Regions from separate parts of the Homo sapiens genome. Here region 2 is linked to region 1. A link is a loop called in an ENCODE intact Hi-C map of the cell type or tissue named here. Cell type or tissue: heart right ventricle. All regions are shown on one strand. Links, peaks and the distances in the headings refer to the core of each region. The heading gives the core; the rest is flanking DNA. Region 1 overlaps PARD6B (par-6 family cell polarity regulator beta). Region 2 has its middle 6.6 kb from the start of PTPN1.

What was found. Hi-C counts contacts between places; a loop is a spot of excess contacts. Peaks named below come from ENCODE experiments on the same cell type or tissue, not always from the same donor. Only the 100,000 strongest peaks of a DNase experiment are listed, where the experiment ranks them.
Region 2: it touches region 1 in a loop (4-fold over the local background); 14 of 110 quality-filtered maps call a loop at or near these places.

The regions. Positions count from the first base shown.
Region 1 is chr20:50,745,010-50,752,974 of GRCh38, forward strand. PARD6B (par-6 family cell polarity regulator beta) reads left to right here. Exons shown (of 3, transcript NM_032521.3): 3 at 4,650-7,965. The coding sequence ends at 5,479. Among named protein-coding and RNA genes, the nearest start is that of PARD6B, 17 kb to the left of the region's middle. In heart right ventricle, for the core only: CTCF peaks have their summits at 4,463 (motif pointing left) and 4,662; no DNase peak of the experiment used is centred there.
Region 2 is chr20:50,499,849-50,507,813 of GRCh38, forward strand. No RefSeq gene overlaps it. Among named protein-coding and RNA genes, the nearest start is that of PTPN1, 6.6 kb to the right of the region's middle. RefSeq lists enhancers at 1-64, 4,444-4,738. In heart right ventricle, for the core only: CTCF peaks have their summits at 4,478 (motif pointing right) and 4,683; no DNase peak of the experiment used is centred there; H3K27ac peaks cover 1,564 bases.

The DNA.
Region 1 (7,965 bases), core at 3,068-5,567:
CACAATTCCTGGCACATAGTCAGTGTTCGTTAAATATTTGGTGATTAATTTTTCTGTATTAGGAATGAAGGGGTCTGCAAAATTTGAATATCTAATTTGCTTTAAGTGATATTTAATCTTTTTAAAGTTGCCAGATCTGGCTGGGCGCAGTGGCTCACGCCTGTAATCCCAGCACTTTGGGAGGCCAAGGTGGGCGGATCGCCCAACGTCAGGAGTTCGCCACCAGCCTGACCAACATGGTGAAACCCTGTCTCTAATACAAAAATTAGCCGGGCATGGTGGTGCATGCTTGTAATCCCAGCTACTCGGGAGGCTGAGGAAGGAGAATCGCTTGAACCCAGGAGGTGGAGGTTGCAGTGAGCCGAGATCGTGTCATTGCACTCTAGAGCGAAACTCCGTCTCAAAAAAAAAAAAAAAAGTTGCCAGATCTATCTCATTTAACCATTTTATATTAGAGCAAGAGTTGGCAAACTAAGGCCTGTTGGCTGCTTTTGCATATAAAATTTTCTTGGAACAGGGTCTCACCATTGCCCAGATTGGAGTGCAGTGGTGCCATCTTAGCGTACTTCAGCTTCGACCTCTCAGGCTCAAGTGATCCTCCCACTTCAGCCTCCCAAGTAGCTTGGACTACAGGCACAAACAAACCACCATGCCCAGCTAATTTTTAAAATTATTTTTGTAGAGACAGGGTCCTGCTATGTTACCCAGGCTGGTCTTAAACTACTAAGCTGAAGCAGTCCTCTCACCTCGCCCTTCCAAAGTGCTGGGATTACAGGCATGAGCCATCATGCCTGGCCACATAATATTTTATGGATTGTCTGTGGCTGCTTTTACAAGAGTGATTATATAGCCTGTAATACCTAGACATTTACTGTCTGACTCTTGACAGAAAACGGTTGTCAACCCCTGGATTAGAACATTTTAAAACATTATTTCATTATTTGATTTCTTCCTCTGATCTTCAAGTGGGGCATAATCTTGAACTTTGTTGATGGCTGTACTATAATGGTTGCTGTTTTGTTACTGTATGGGGATACTGATGGAGCTTATGTAGAAGTTTTTTTTTTTTTCTAGATTTGCTTTTTACTCACTGTGAAGCTTTTATGTCTTACATCTGCCTGCCACCCACAAATGGATCCTTACCCTTTGCTCTGAATGTGTGGTTTATGACCCTCTATGAGCAAAGGAATGAGATTACTAGGCTTTTCAGAATTAATGTTTAAAGAGTAAGAGGTTCAGAGGGAAGCCCTGCAGGATAAGTGAAGAACAGCCACTATTTGTGTGTAAGAAAGTAAGACATCCAGTTTGACTATTTGGAGGCCTTCTAGGTGGATCCTTGTCTGTTCAGTTAGCCGAGATCATTGGCTGAAGAAAAGGCTTGGGATAAATGCGGTGCTGCTGTATCAGCCCATATCATGTACTGTTGCATAAGTGAATTTATACAAGTGGACAGTTGCTATGATCAAGTTTTCAAACTTTCCATCTCATTCTGAGTTTAATGCTCTGATAGTGTTCAGGTAGAAAGTCAACTCCAATTCCTTGTGGACATTCACCTTTACACTTTAACACCCTGAACCCTGGCTTTCTGCCAAAATATTTTCTTTCCCAGTGGCTGGAAACTGATTAGCTAGATGGGAGAACAAAGGTGGCTTTGTACTGGGGCATATTGCTTTTGAGAATTTAGCAGAGAGCATTCAAATGGAGTCTGGATGTGATGCCAAATTATGCAGATTTGGAGTTTATTTTGGTTAGGTTTCCCATGAGTAGGTATGTAGGCAACGTAATACTGTTCTCAGTTTATATGGTCTGGAATTTCCCTTATAAATGTTATATAGGCTTTCCTTATTGATTGTTTTAAAACACAAATATGTATGATTTTGAGAAAACACATTACCAGAAGACTATTCTTGATAGGTTTTTTTGCCAAAAAGATTGTTGTACCAATGGATTTATATCCAAAGCCATATTATAAATACATTTCTGTCTCTGTAAGAGCCCAATGCAAATACTTATAAATGATTACAAGTGTCCCCAAGGGGAAAAAAATGCCAAAAAAATAAGATACCCGTAACCTTATATATTTATCTGAAACTAGGTTTTGAAGAGTGTTCACGCAGCATCAGAAAAGAATACTAAAGCTCCCCATACTCTGACATAATTGATACTTGGCATTCATTATTGTGACTTGGAAGATACTAGCCTCGTAAGAAAACCTGGGCTCTAGTTCTTTCTGTGTAACTTACGTTGTACCCTTAATTTATTGGTTATAAAGTGAAGATGATAATAGTTTAGCAATGAGGGGGTTTAGGATTAAACAAGAGAATATGAGTTGAAGCGCTATACAAACGCAAGATGGTGAGATTGGTGTTTTCTGTGGCAGCAGCTGAGACTAGGATTTTCAACTATTTTGTGGAGGAGGAGGGAAGCCATTTATTTTTTGTTGTTGTCTTTTCTTTTCTTTTTCTTTTTTTCTTTCTTTCTTTTTTTTTTTTTTTTTTTTTTTGCCTAGCCACTGGAAAACCAGGGAGAGGCATTATTGAAGTTGTTGTGTTTTTTTTTTAATTCATGTAAATTTCACTTTTTAGTTTATCCTCATTGTAGTTATTTTTGAAAATACTATTTTAACTTTTGTTTCTGCTGTTAGTTTCATTTTCTGTTTTACCTCTCATTCTCTGATGAAATGTTTTGTTTATAGACTATCTTCCTTCAGCCATATAATTTAACCATATCTGGTGTTAGGTGTTCTGTTTTCCCTTTTAGTTTATTATTTAATTAGGCGGCAGTATTTAAAGATCGCAAGATTTTGCCTAAAAACAAGACTTTCTGGCATGAAGAAAATCTGCGAGGAACTGAGAAGCAGCTATGCCATCTAAATGAGGCAGGAGCTCTCCAGTTTGCCAGAGTCCTACTACTTCCTATTGTCTGTGTCACCACCACTGAGGACAAAATACCATTGAACTTTATGCATAGTTTTTCACACAGTAAAGAAAAAAGTTAAAACTCCACCTTTGCCTCTTTCAAAATGAAAATGAGAGATCAAGAATTCCTGCTGGGCGAGGTGGCTCACACCTGTAATCCCAGCACTTTGGGAAGCTGAGGCAGGTGGATCACCTGAGGTCAAGAGTTCCATCAAGACCAGCCTGGCCAACATAGTGAAACCGCATCTCTACTGAAAATACAAAAATTATCTGGGCATAGTGGCGCATGCCTGTAATCCCAAGCCACTTGGGAGGCTAAGGCAGGAGAATCGCTTGAACCTGGGAGGCGGGGGTGGCAGTGAGCTGAGATCATGCCTCTGCACTCCAGCCAGGACGACAGAGCGAGACTCCGTCTCAAACAATAGCAACAGAAAACTGAGGGAGAGTGTTTATTTGCAGAATACCAAAATTCCGAAGTGTTTGTTTGATATGCATCAGCATCAATTACATTATCTGCCCACTCAGCCTCTGATATTGGTATATGATTTTACTCTCTGATTTACCTTGAGAATCAAATATCCCACTTCAAGTATTTGAGTTGAATATGATAAACATGCAAATTGCAGGCGTGTTTTTGTTTTGTTACCGAGGCTGGAGTGCAGTGATCATAGTGCGCTGCAGACCTGAATCCTGGAGTGAAGCCATCCTCCCATCTCAGCCTCCCAAGTAGCCGGGACTCCAGGCAGACGCTACCTACCACACCTGGCTAATTTTTTTTTACTTTTCATAAAGACAGGGTCTCACGCTGTTGCCCAGGCTGGGCTCAAGTGATCCACTCACCATGGCCTCCCAAAAAAGCACTGGGATTATAGACGTGAGGCACCACGCCCAACCACATTACAAGTTTTTTAAACAAGTGAAGGAAAAATGTATTTTAAGTAACTGGTTTAAAATGATGTTTTAAGGCCGGACACAGTAGCTCTCACCTGTACTCCTAGCACATTGAGAGGCTGAGGCGGGAGGATCTCCTGAGGCCAGGAGTTCAAAACCAGCCTGGGCAACATAGCAAGACCCTATTCAAAAAAAAGTAAAAATACATATATATTTAATGATGTTTAAGAATATGTAAGATCTGGCCAGGTGCGGTGGCTCACGCCTATAATTCCAGCACTTTGGGAGGCCGAGGTGGGTGGATCATGAGGTCAGGAAATCGAGACCATCCTGGCTAACACGGTGAAACCCCATCTGTACTAAAAATACAAAAAGTTAGCCAGGCCTGGTGGCACACACCTGTAGTCCCAGCTACTCGGGAGGGTGAGGCAGGAGAATTGCTTGAACCCGGGAGGCGGAGGTTGCAGTGAGCCGAGGTCACGCCACTGCACTCCAGCCTGGTCGACAGAGCGAGACTCCATCTCAAAAAAAAAAAAAATATGTAAGATCTATCATAGTTTCATTTGCCATATTTAATGTTTAAAAGTGAATGAGCTCTATCAAATTTAACTTCAACATTGGTTTATTTTGTGATGTGTATTTGAGATGGCCACCTAGTGGTTTTTTCTGGTATGGCATTTTACTACTGTACTAGATTATGATCTGATTAGAATAAGCTTATTAGCTAGTTTGTTTATATACCAAATATATTTTGAGTTATCCTTTCTGTACAGATTCAGCTGCAAGTGAATAGATATTTTTACAGCATTTCTATAATTATTTTGTTTTATTTTTAAACAGAAGAAGCAGACTACAGTGCCTTTGGTACAGACACGCTAATAAAGAAGAAGAATGTTTTAACCAACGTATTGCGTCCTGACAACCATAGAAAAAAGCCACATATAGTCATTAGTATGCCCCAAGACTTTAGACCTGTGTCTTCTATTATAGACGTGGATATTCTCCCAGAAACGCATCGTAGGGTACGTCTTTACAAATACGGCACGGAGAAACCCCTAGGATTCTACATCCGGGATGGCTCCAGTGTCAGGGTAACACCACATGGCTTAGAAAAGGTTCCAGGGATCTTTATATCCAGGCTTGTCCCAGGAGGTCTGGCTCAAAGTACAGGACTATTAGCTGTTAATGATGAAGTTTTAGAAGTTAATGGCATAGAAGTTTCAGGGAAGAGCCTTGATCAAGTAACAGACATGATGATTGCAAATAGCCGTAACCTCATCATAACAGTGAGACCGGCAAACCAGAGGAATAATGTTGTGAGGAACAGTCGGACTTCTGGCAGTTCCGGTCAGTCTACTGATAACAGCCTTCTTGGCTACCCACAGCAGATTGAACCAAGCTTTGAGCCAGAGGATGAAGACAGCGAAGAAGATGACATTATCATTGAAGACAATGGAGTGCCACAGCAGATTCCAAAAGCTGTTCCTAATACTGAGAGCCTGGAGTCATTAACACAGATAGAGCTAAGCTTTGAGTCTGGACAGAATGGCTTTATTCCCTCTAATGAAGTGAGCTTAGCAGCCATAGCAAGCAGCTCAAACACGGAATTTGAAACACATGCTCCAGATCAAAAACTCTTAGAAGAAGATGGAACAATCATAACATTATGAAACCGTGGTTTGAATGTTTTCAGAGTGAGGATGCCATGAGGACTTGTACATTTGGCTAGTTTAAAAGCATATATACCTCTGACCAGTGACGTGGAATAGGCATGAGACGAGTAACGTTGCAAGCTTACAATATTATTAAAGTAGTAGTTTGATAATTGTTAATATAAACTTTGGTGGATCAGAGGTGAATTTAAGTCCAAAACAAAGGGGCCTTTGCTGATGAAGTTACGTGCTTTTGCTGTTTTGTCTGTGGAGAATCAGATGTTAAAGCACATTCTTGGAACTATGTGAGAAGACTAGATCATTTCTGTTGGAAGTGGTTGCATATTTAACCTGCTGTGCAGAGCCCAGTTAATTTTTCCTTTAACTGTATTTTTAAAATTCTAATGTGAAGTCTGATTCTCTCTTGTGGTACATTGGGGACCTCAGCTCTTAAAGGTCTCATGTTCCCAATATTTTATTTTGATTTTTTTTTTTTTTTTTTTTTTTTTTTTTTTTAGTGACTGGGTCTCACTCTGTTGCCCACACTGGAATGCAGTGGCATGATCACAGCTCTCTGCAGCCTCAATCCCCTGGGCTCAAGCAGTCCTCCCACCTCAGCCTCCTGAGTAGCTGGGACCATAGGCACATACCACCACATCTGTCTACTTTTTGTATTTTTTGTAGAGACAGGGTTTCGCCATGTTGCCCAAGTTGGTCTTGAACTCCTGGGCTTAAGCAGTCCTGCCTCGGCTTCCCAAAATGCTAGGATTAGAGCCACCATGCCCAGCCTATTTTGATTTTTGTTTTTTTATGTTCCTTTCTAATAAATTGTAACAAATGATGTTCTCAAGTACATTTCCAGTTTCTTTTCTTTTCTTTCTTTTTTTTTTTTTTTTTTTTTTTGAGATGGAGTCTCGCTCTATCGCCCAGGCTGGAGTGCAGTGGCGCGATCTTGGCTCACTGCAAGCTCTACCTCCTGGGTTCACACCATTCTCCTGCCTCAGCCTCCCAAGTAGCTGGGACTACAGGCGCCTGCCACCATGCCTGGCTAATTTTTAGTAGAGACGGGGTTTCGCAGTGTTAGCCAGGAAGGTCTCAATCTCCTGACCTCCTGATCCGCCCGCCTCGGCCTCCCAAAGTGCTGGGATTACAGGCGTGAGCCACCGCGCCCAGTTGTGCATTTCTGGTTTCTAAGAATCAAACCACTTGGCTGTTTTTAGGAGTTACTTCCCATGTTATAAAGCTGAGGAAGCTTTTTTTTTTTTTTTTTGAGACAGAGTCTCTGTCACCCAGGCTGGAGTGCAGTGGTGCAATCTCAGCTCCCGGGTTCAAGCAATTCTCCTGCCTCAGCCTTCTGAGTAGCTAAGATTACAGGTGTGCGCCAACACGTCTGGCTTATTTTTTTGTATTTTTAGTAGAGATGGAGTTTCACCATGTTGGTCAGGTGGGTCTCAAACTCCTGACCTCAAGTGATCCGCCCATCTCCTCCCAAAGTGCTGGATTGCAGGCATGAGCGCCTAGCCAGGAAGCTATCTTTTCTTGAGTTATGAAACTTTGCAACAGTTGTTCAAATTGGTGTTTGTCCTTCCTATAGCTTTCATATTTTCAAATTAATTCTGTATGGCTATATAATTTATGTTTTAAAAGGCAATTCTCTTGACTTTGGAAATATGGAAGTCTCTCCTTTAACCTATTCTTGTTCCCATTCCCAGTCTCATTTGAAATCATTCCTTTTATTGTTAGTGTGTGTATTTTTGTTGGTGTGCTTTTAATGCATCCAAGTATGCATCATTTTGGATAAAAAATACATCCAAATTAAGATGTTTTAACACATAGGACAAACTTGTGCACTTTTTATGCCAAAAAAAAAAAAAATTGGGTTTTCCTTCATGGGATTTCTAGAAACACTGCCTACACTTTATGAAAACTACATAGTATTCACCTGTGACAGGTAGAGTTTATCACTATTAATTTTATGAGGCTATTTATTACTTTCCAATGCATCCACTTAGAACAAGCTAAGAGTAAGGCTGCTAACTTTAATTCCTTGCCTGATTTTATTGTACAGTGTGCACAAGCACAATGGTATGCTTGTATATAGAAACTAAAAATACTATGAAGTACATAAGTTCCCTATGGCTTATGGAGAGTTATTTATTAATTAACTTTATGGTAGGGCTAGTATGAATACCTTTTTAACAATTGTGTGCTATTACAACAATGAAGATTCAAATGACTCCGCTTTGAAGGATGTTTTCTCTATATGGTAAAATATATATGAAGAAGTCTTGATTACGTGAAGATCACTTGACTCAGAATACTTCAATGTATTTTGTTCACATTACCACTAAGCATATTATCAGTAAACTATTAACTGACTGCACATTATGTAATACGTTGTACTTTTTGTTGAATTCACCGAAGTTCTTCCATTTATATGCTATTTTTAATGGCATTCCGGCTTTAACATTCTGTGAGTCTTACAAATTTGACTCTTGAATGGC
Region 2 (7,965 bases), core at 3,483-5,982, 240 kb before region 1:
TCCTGCTGGTCTTCACCCTCCTTTCTCTCTAGCATGCTGTCATGCTGTGAGAACCAGCCTACCTCCCGTGGATGATGGCTGCCTAACTTCTTCTCCCTAGAATTTAGGACCCCCTCTTTCTCCTCTTTGCCCCAGGTAAAGCAAAAGGCCCTCCCCTTCCCACAGTGAGTCTGGCTTCCTTGCCTACCCCAGGATATGGGCAGTGGGAATATCCATGTCCTCCTGAAGAAAGTACAATTCCCCATGTGGTTCCCCTTGCAGCTCACTTCCCTGTGGCCTGGATGAGGCCATCACAAGAGTTGTAAGTGCGATCCCCTAAGCCCGGGTCCCTCCACTTTCAGTTATTCCAAATCAGAGTCCTCTCCAAGGGCTTCCCACCAGCACAAGGGGAAGGAAAGTTCAGGTCAGCGCCTCTTCTCTGCACAGTCAAGTCTCAAACAGAAGACCAGTTTCATCTTCAAATACAGAAACTGCTGGAGCAAATACTTGGTCAAAAAGGTACACATCTTTCCCAAGGACTTCAGGAACCCTTCTAGCTAAATCAAAGCTTAGAAATTCATTCCTCTTTTCTAAAAGGCTATGGTCCTAGTACAGATCCACCCAACTTACATGCATTATCACAATGCTGGTGTGCAACAGTGGGCAAGTCATGTATCACTCCAAGCCTCAGTTTCCTCATCTGTGAAATGAGGTTAATGACAGTTTCTCTTACAGGGTTGTTGGGAAGATGTAGAGAGATGATAAAGGTAAAGTGCTAGCTTAGTGCAGAGCCTAGTCTTTCGTCAAAGCCCAATACATGTAGCTAACATAACTAGTATTATTAAACAATAAGAAACAACTCAACATGGGGAATCTGCATCTGGATAATATCACTGTCTTAGGATTCTCCCCAAGAGCAGTGATTTCTCCCAGAATAATGGAAGAACATTCTCATCTTCAAAGACAAAAATGGCTCCAAATCCCCTTCAAAAACTTGAAAAACTAGACTTCACCTCCAGAACTGGTTACATAAGCTCAATGCAGAATGAATATGCGGGGCTCCTTGTTCAAACATTATTGCGAGTTTCGGCCAGGCACAGTCGCTCATGCCTGTAATCCCTGCACTTTCAGAGGCCGAGGCAGGTGGATCTCCTGAGGTCAGGAGTTTGAGACAAGCCTGGCCAACATGGTGAAACCTCATCTCTACTAAAAACACCAAAATTAGCCGGGCGTGGTGGTGGGTGCCTGTAATCCCAGCCACTCGGGAGGCTGAGGCAGGAGAATCTCTTGAAACTGGGAGGCAGAGGTTGCAGTGAGCCAAGATTGCACCACTGCATTCCAGCCTGGGCAACGGAGCAAGACTCCATCTCAAAAAAAAAAAAATTATTAAGAATTTCAAGGCTGGGTGCGGTGGCTCACACCTGTAATCCTAGCAATTTGGGAGGCCGAGGCGGGCAGATCACTTGAGATCAGGAGTTCAAAACCAGCCTGGCCAACATGGTGAAACCCCGTCTCTACTAAAAATACAAAAAAAAAAAATTAGCCGGGCATGGTGGCAGGTGCCTGTAATCCCAGCTACTCGAGAGGCTGAGGCAGGAGAATTGCTTTAACCCAAGAGGCAGAGGTTGCAGAGAGCCAAGGTCACGCCACTGCACTCCAGCCTGGACAACAGAGCGAGACTCAGTCTCAAAAACAAACAAAAACAAAGAAACAAACAAACAAACAAAAGAATTTCAAGACAAAGACAGCAGAGCAAACAAGTGCAGGCCCCTTCTGAGCTCGGGACTCTGCAATCACACAGGTTGCACACACACCCATGAAACCAGCCAAGTTCACCTACAGCAGCAGAACAAAAAATAGGGTTGTAAAATTGCAGGTTGCAATATATATTATGAAAAACTTCTGAAGACAGATGGTAGCTTGCTTTTTTCCACTCAGCAACTTACACAACTGTAGAACAACAGCAAAATTTTTGAGTCCTTGCTGTGAACTAGAGACCAGGCTGAGTGCTTTACACACATACTCTCATTTAATCATCACATCCCTGCATTCTGTAAAAGATGGAAAACCAAGGATTGGAGAGGGTAAGGAACTTGCCCAAGGGCACATGAGCCCAATTCAGCCTAATTCCAGAACCCACACCCAGAACCACCATGTGTACAGTGAAAGTGCCCCCGCAAGCCTCAGCCCTGCAAACTAGAGTGTGGAGGATGTTGTAGGGGCCTCTGGAAACCCTCCCCAGACTCCTCCTTTGCTGAAAGCATGGAGCTGGGACCGGTTTCCATCTTTGGATCCAACTTCCCTCCTTGAACTTTCCCGCACATCTCTGACCCTCCTTTCTCAGAACACATGTGATTCCCCTAGTTCCCCCTGAATGCCTCCTCCTCCCCCACCGGGGAAGTTGCTCTTACCAGACAGGCAGCGTGGGATTATGTTTACGCATTTATTTTTGTTTCTTTTTAATGACTTGCTGTAAAGCTTAAAATGTCTTCCGGGTGGTAGAGAGGCAGGGGAGTCGCCCATTAAAAATGAAGCCCAGTAAAAATGAAGCCCAGTAGAGACGTGAGTGGGAGATTCTGGGCTGTTAACCTTCCCGTGAGTTCTGAAATAGTGCAGAACTCATATATTTAATATAGTTTCAGAACTAGAAGCAGCAAATAGAGCTGAACTGGGTTCAAATCCTGACTCCACCATTTCTCATCTGTGTGACTGTGGGCAAGTTGCTTAACCTCTCTGTGCCACGGTTCAAATGGAGATCACAATAGTACAGGCTCCAGAGTGGTGGTGTTAATGAATGATTATCGTTATTATTATCCTCATTGTTATTACTATTGTTTTTAGAGCTCATGGGAGTCCTTGGAGAGACTGTATAGCTTCATGGCTGAGAATATAGATGCTGAAATCAGGCTGCATCTGGGATTAAATCAGGGATTTAAATCCCACTTGACTACCTACTGGCTGTATGACCTTGGTTAAATAACTGGCCTCTCTGAGCCTCAGTTTCCTCAATTGACAAATTCTCCCCTGGGCAGAGGGATTGGATTAGAGATGGCATGTGAGCTTCAGTTGGATCAATGAGACTCAAGGCCAGGACTCAGGGTCCACCAGGGAAAAGAAGCTCTTCCCACTGGAGCTGCTGAGCTGATAGGCTGTGAGCCTGGGGCTGCTGGGGCTCTAGAGGACAGCCTGCTCGAGAGTGAAGCTAGCACAGGGGAAGAAACATAAAAGAGCTGGGGAGAGAGAGAGTCACAATGACGTTTGAGGCCCTGGATCTGGCGGTGCCTGAAGCAAGGAAGCCTCCTTTGGACTTCCCAATTTCATGAGCCAGTAAATTCCCCGTTTTGCGAAAGCCACTTTTCAGTTGGGTTTTTCTCACTGGAAAGTATCCAGGCTGACACCAGGATTTCCATTTAGCAACTTGACCCAGGCCTGCAAGCTAGTGAGTAGCAGCCTCAGGGGTTAGAAGCTCCTAGCTCTGTACCACGGTGCTCTGTCATCCAGCATGCAAGCCAGCATTCTGTACTGGGTGTTCATTGCTTTCACCTCTTTAGCCTCTCCGAGCAGCTATTTTCTCATCTCTCAAATGTGGATAAACAGCAGGCTTGCAGGGCTGTTGGGAAACACAAAATTCAAAGTAATGCTTTTAGGCCAGGCATGGTGGCTCACGCCTATAATCCCAGCACTTTGGGAGGCTGAGGCGGGCAGATCACTTGAGGTCAGGAGTTTGAGACCAGCCTGGCCAACATGGTGAAACTCCATCTTTACTAAAAATACAAAATAAATTAGCCAAGCGTGGTGGCAAGTGCCTGTAATCCCAGCTCCTTGGGAGGCTGAGGTAGGAGAATCACTTGAACGTGGGAGGCAGAGGTTGCAGTGAGCCGAGATTGTACCAGTGCACTCCAGCCTGGGGCAACAAAGTGAGACCCTGTCTCAAAAAAAAAAAAAAAGGTAACACTATTAGTTAGCATGGTTTATGGCTGAAGGTTGGAGTTCTGTGCACCCAGTTTCTAGTGCCTTGGGCCTTGGCTTTTCCCCATTACTTATTCCATTGCAGGGATGTCTCTGGCTGTCCCTAAGTCAGCCAACCAGTCAAAGTGCCCAAACTCTCTTAGGCGAGCATGGGTGAATCTTGTGGGGGGAAGAGCCATCTTCCTTCCTGGCTATGTGTACCCAGTGGTGAGTGGAGGAAGCTAGATGACCTTGAGGATTCTTGAACTCTGAGTCTATGATGTACAAAGAAGCCCTGTTATGTTCATTTCCAGAACCTTCTAAAACTGATATGCTCTTCTGGGAATGATCTGTATTGCAGGGAAACAGCAATGAACCAAATCGACTTAGTCTCTTTCTTTAAGAAGTTTACATTTACTGGCAGATACAGATGATAAACACATAAAAATATACAACATCATATCACATGGTAACACTAGGGAAAAAATAAGTCATTAAATGCCTGCTAAGTGCCAAGAAGAAAAAGGAATAGAGTGATAGAGCACTGTTTATTAGAAGTGGTCAGAAGGGGGCTCTCTGAGGAAGTGACATGTCATTAGAGACTCAGTAGGGCTCATTCAGGATCACAAGCTCTTAAAACTGTGCTATCTCCCAGGAAGAAGATCAGGACCAATTTTTCCAGGAAACTTGCTGACCTCACTAAGTCAGGAGTCAGTGATCTGTTGGAGGCTTGGTAAACAGCCATCCTTCTCCACTGACGACTCTTAGGACATTTAAAAAAGTTTAATGGGTCATTGATTTGTAGTGCTGATTTCCTCCATTAGCTAAATCCACGAAGGAAAGGCTGGAGAAGCCGCGTGAGACCATTCCTCAGGCATGCCTGCCAGGAAAAGGTTTTAGCCATCATGTCACATGATCATTTGTCTATTTCTAACCAGTCATCACTAAAGATTCCCAATCACCACCATCACATCTCTGGAGGATCCCAGGGCATGGCTGCTTCTAGGCCAGGCCTTGGCAGGGAAGTGCCAGAGCTTTGCAGATCAACACCAAGCCTCAGAGAGTCGGAGTAGACCTTAAGTTCCTCCTCTCAACCAAATATCAAGGAAACAGACAAGAAGTCGAGGTCCCTGCCCTCCTAGAACATGACATTGAGGGGCAGGAGAAAGAAACAAGCCAGCAAATAAATAAGACACAGATGAGTGCTAGGAGCCACCAGAAGCTAGAACAGGAAAGGGAGGATCCTCCCCTAGAGAGTGACTGGGGACTATTTTAGGGAAGGTGGTCAGGGGAGACCTGTTTGGGGAGGTAACGTTTGACCTGAGACCTGAAAGCTGAGAAGATCTGCAAGAAGCGTGATCCAGGCAGAAGGAACAGCTGGTGCAAAGATGCTGGGTTGGGAGCCAGCCCCGTATATTTGGAGATAGACCTGAGACTGCAGGGAAGTAAGCGAGGGGACACAGTGACGGGCCAGGTCACGTGGGCCTTGTGGGCCAGGGTTAGACATGATTTGGGTTTTCTTCTAAGTAGGATGGGAAACTGTTGGAGGATTTTGCATAGGAGGGTTTCATGACCCAAATATTAAAAGCTATGTACACAATGAATGGAAGGGCAAATTAGCTGGTACCTGAAATTAGGGGTTTCGTTCAGGATCAATATTTGTGGCAAGGTTTCACTCTCTGCCACTGTAGTAGATTGAGTGGAGGCCTCCAAAAAGATATGTCCAAGTCCCCATACCTGTAAATGTGACCTATTTGGAAAAAGGGTCTTTGCACATGTAATAAATTTAAGAATCTTGAGATGGGATTGCCAAATCGTTCTGGATAGGATGAGCCCTGAATCCAAAGAGAGGCATCCTTGTAGGAACAGGGCAGAGGGAAATGGGGCAGGCAGAACAGGAGATACAGAGAAGAAAGTCTGCCAAGACAGAGGCAGGGATCAGAGTGAGGCAGCCACAAGCCAAGTAATGACTGGAGCTACCAGAAGCTGGAGAATGCAAAGGAGGACCCTCCCCTGGAGCCTTCAGAGGGAGCACGGCACTGTCAACACCTTGATTTTGGACTTTGGGCCTCAAGAACTGTGAGAGAATAAATTTCTGTTACTTGAAGCCACCAAATTTGTGGTAATTTGTTACAGCAGCCACTGGAAACAAGTACAGCCTCTAAACAGCCCAAACTTGGACCCTGCTTGAGGCTGCCTCCAACTCCCCTCTCCCCCACCAAGACCCTGTGTATAGCTTCGGCCCCATTCAAAGGCTACTCCAGGCTGGGTGCAGTGGCTCATACCTGTAATCCCAGCACTTCGGGAGGCCGAGGCGCGCGGATCACCTGAGGTCAGGAGTTCGAGATCAGCCTGGCCAACATGGCAAAACCCCATCTCTACTAAAAGTACAAAAATCAGCTGGGCGTGGTGGCGCACACCTGTAACCTCAGCTACTAAGAAGGCTGAGGCAGGAGAATCGCTTGAATCCGGGAGGTGGAAGTTGCAGTGAGCCAAGATCACGCCATTGCACTCCAGCATGGGTGACAGAACAAGACTCTAACTCAAACAAAACAAAACAAAACAAAACAAAACAAAACAAAACAAAACAGGCTACTCCAGTCACTGGGCAGCACCCCCTGCAGGCGTGAGGGCCACTTGGGCTTGGGATGGGCATTTATTTACTTACTTAGCTTGACATACAGGGACAGGAATGAACCAGCCCTGTTTTTGTTCCAGGATGCTCTCAGGATTGTGAGTTCCAGACAAACCAGAACCCAAAAAGTATAAGGGTTTAAGGGCGGGAGGAGCACAGGAGTCTGGACAGTCACTTAAAGGAACTAAGACTTCAATTAGGTAGCTTCCAAGTGTGGCAGCTCCCACAGTTTTCACTGGAATGGGCATTTTTGTTAATTTTTCCCCTATGGAATGCTCACTTTCTAAAGACACTGCTGATCAAGCTAATTGCATGTATTCAATAACATTTCATTTATCTCCTTTATTTGCTATTATTTAAAGATATGTAGTAATGACAGTTAATATTTATTGAGCCACTCAGTATACTAAGAGCATGATATGTACTCATCCAACCTTCACATCAGCCCTATGAGGTGGGCACTTTTATTATCTCTGTTTTACAAAGGAGAGCAGAGACTAATGAAAATTTGCCCAAGTTTGCACCACTAGTATTTATTCAGCTGGAACCTGGACCCACGAAGCCTGGCTCCAAAGCAGGCTCTGGAAACCAGGCTAGAATGCAGGTTTCCATACCAATGTGCAATGCTACTCTGGACAAGTAATTTTGTCTCTCTGTGCTTCAGTTTCCTCATCCATTTTTTTTTTTTAAGACAGAGTCTTGCTCTGTCACCCAGGCCCGAGTGCAGTGGTGTGATCTTGGCTCACTGCAACCTCTGCCTCCCAGGTTCAAGCAATTCTCCTGTCTCAGCCTCCCGAGTAGCTGGGTCTACAATCACACGCCACCATGGCTGGCTAATTTTTTTGTATTTTTAGTAGAGATGGGGTTTCACCATATTGATCAGGCTGGTGTCGAACTCCTGACCTCAGGCGATCACCCGCCTTAGCCTCCCAAAGTGCTGCGATTACAGGCATGAGTCACCGCACCCGGTCCCCCCCTCATCTAATTTTTTATTTTTATTTTAATTTAATTTATTGTATTTATTTATTTATTTTTTGAGATGGCATCTTTCTCCCGTCGCACAGGCTGGAGTGCAGTGGTTCAATCTCGGCTCACTGCAACCTCCACTTCCCAGGTTCAAGCCATTCTCCTTCCTCAGCCTCCCAATTAGCTGGGATTACAGGTGTGCACCACCACACCCATCTATTTTCTGTGTTTTTAGTAGAGACAGGCTTTCACCATGTTGGCCAGGCTGGTCTTGAACTCCTGACCTTAGGTGATCCACCTGCCTCAGCCTCCCAAAGTGCTAGGATTACAGGTGTGAGCCACCAGGCCTGGCCTATTTTTATTTATTTATTTTTTTTGAGACAGTGTCTCACTCTATCGTCCAGGCTGGAGTGCAGTGACATGATCATGGCTCACTG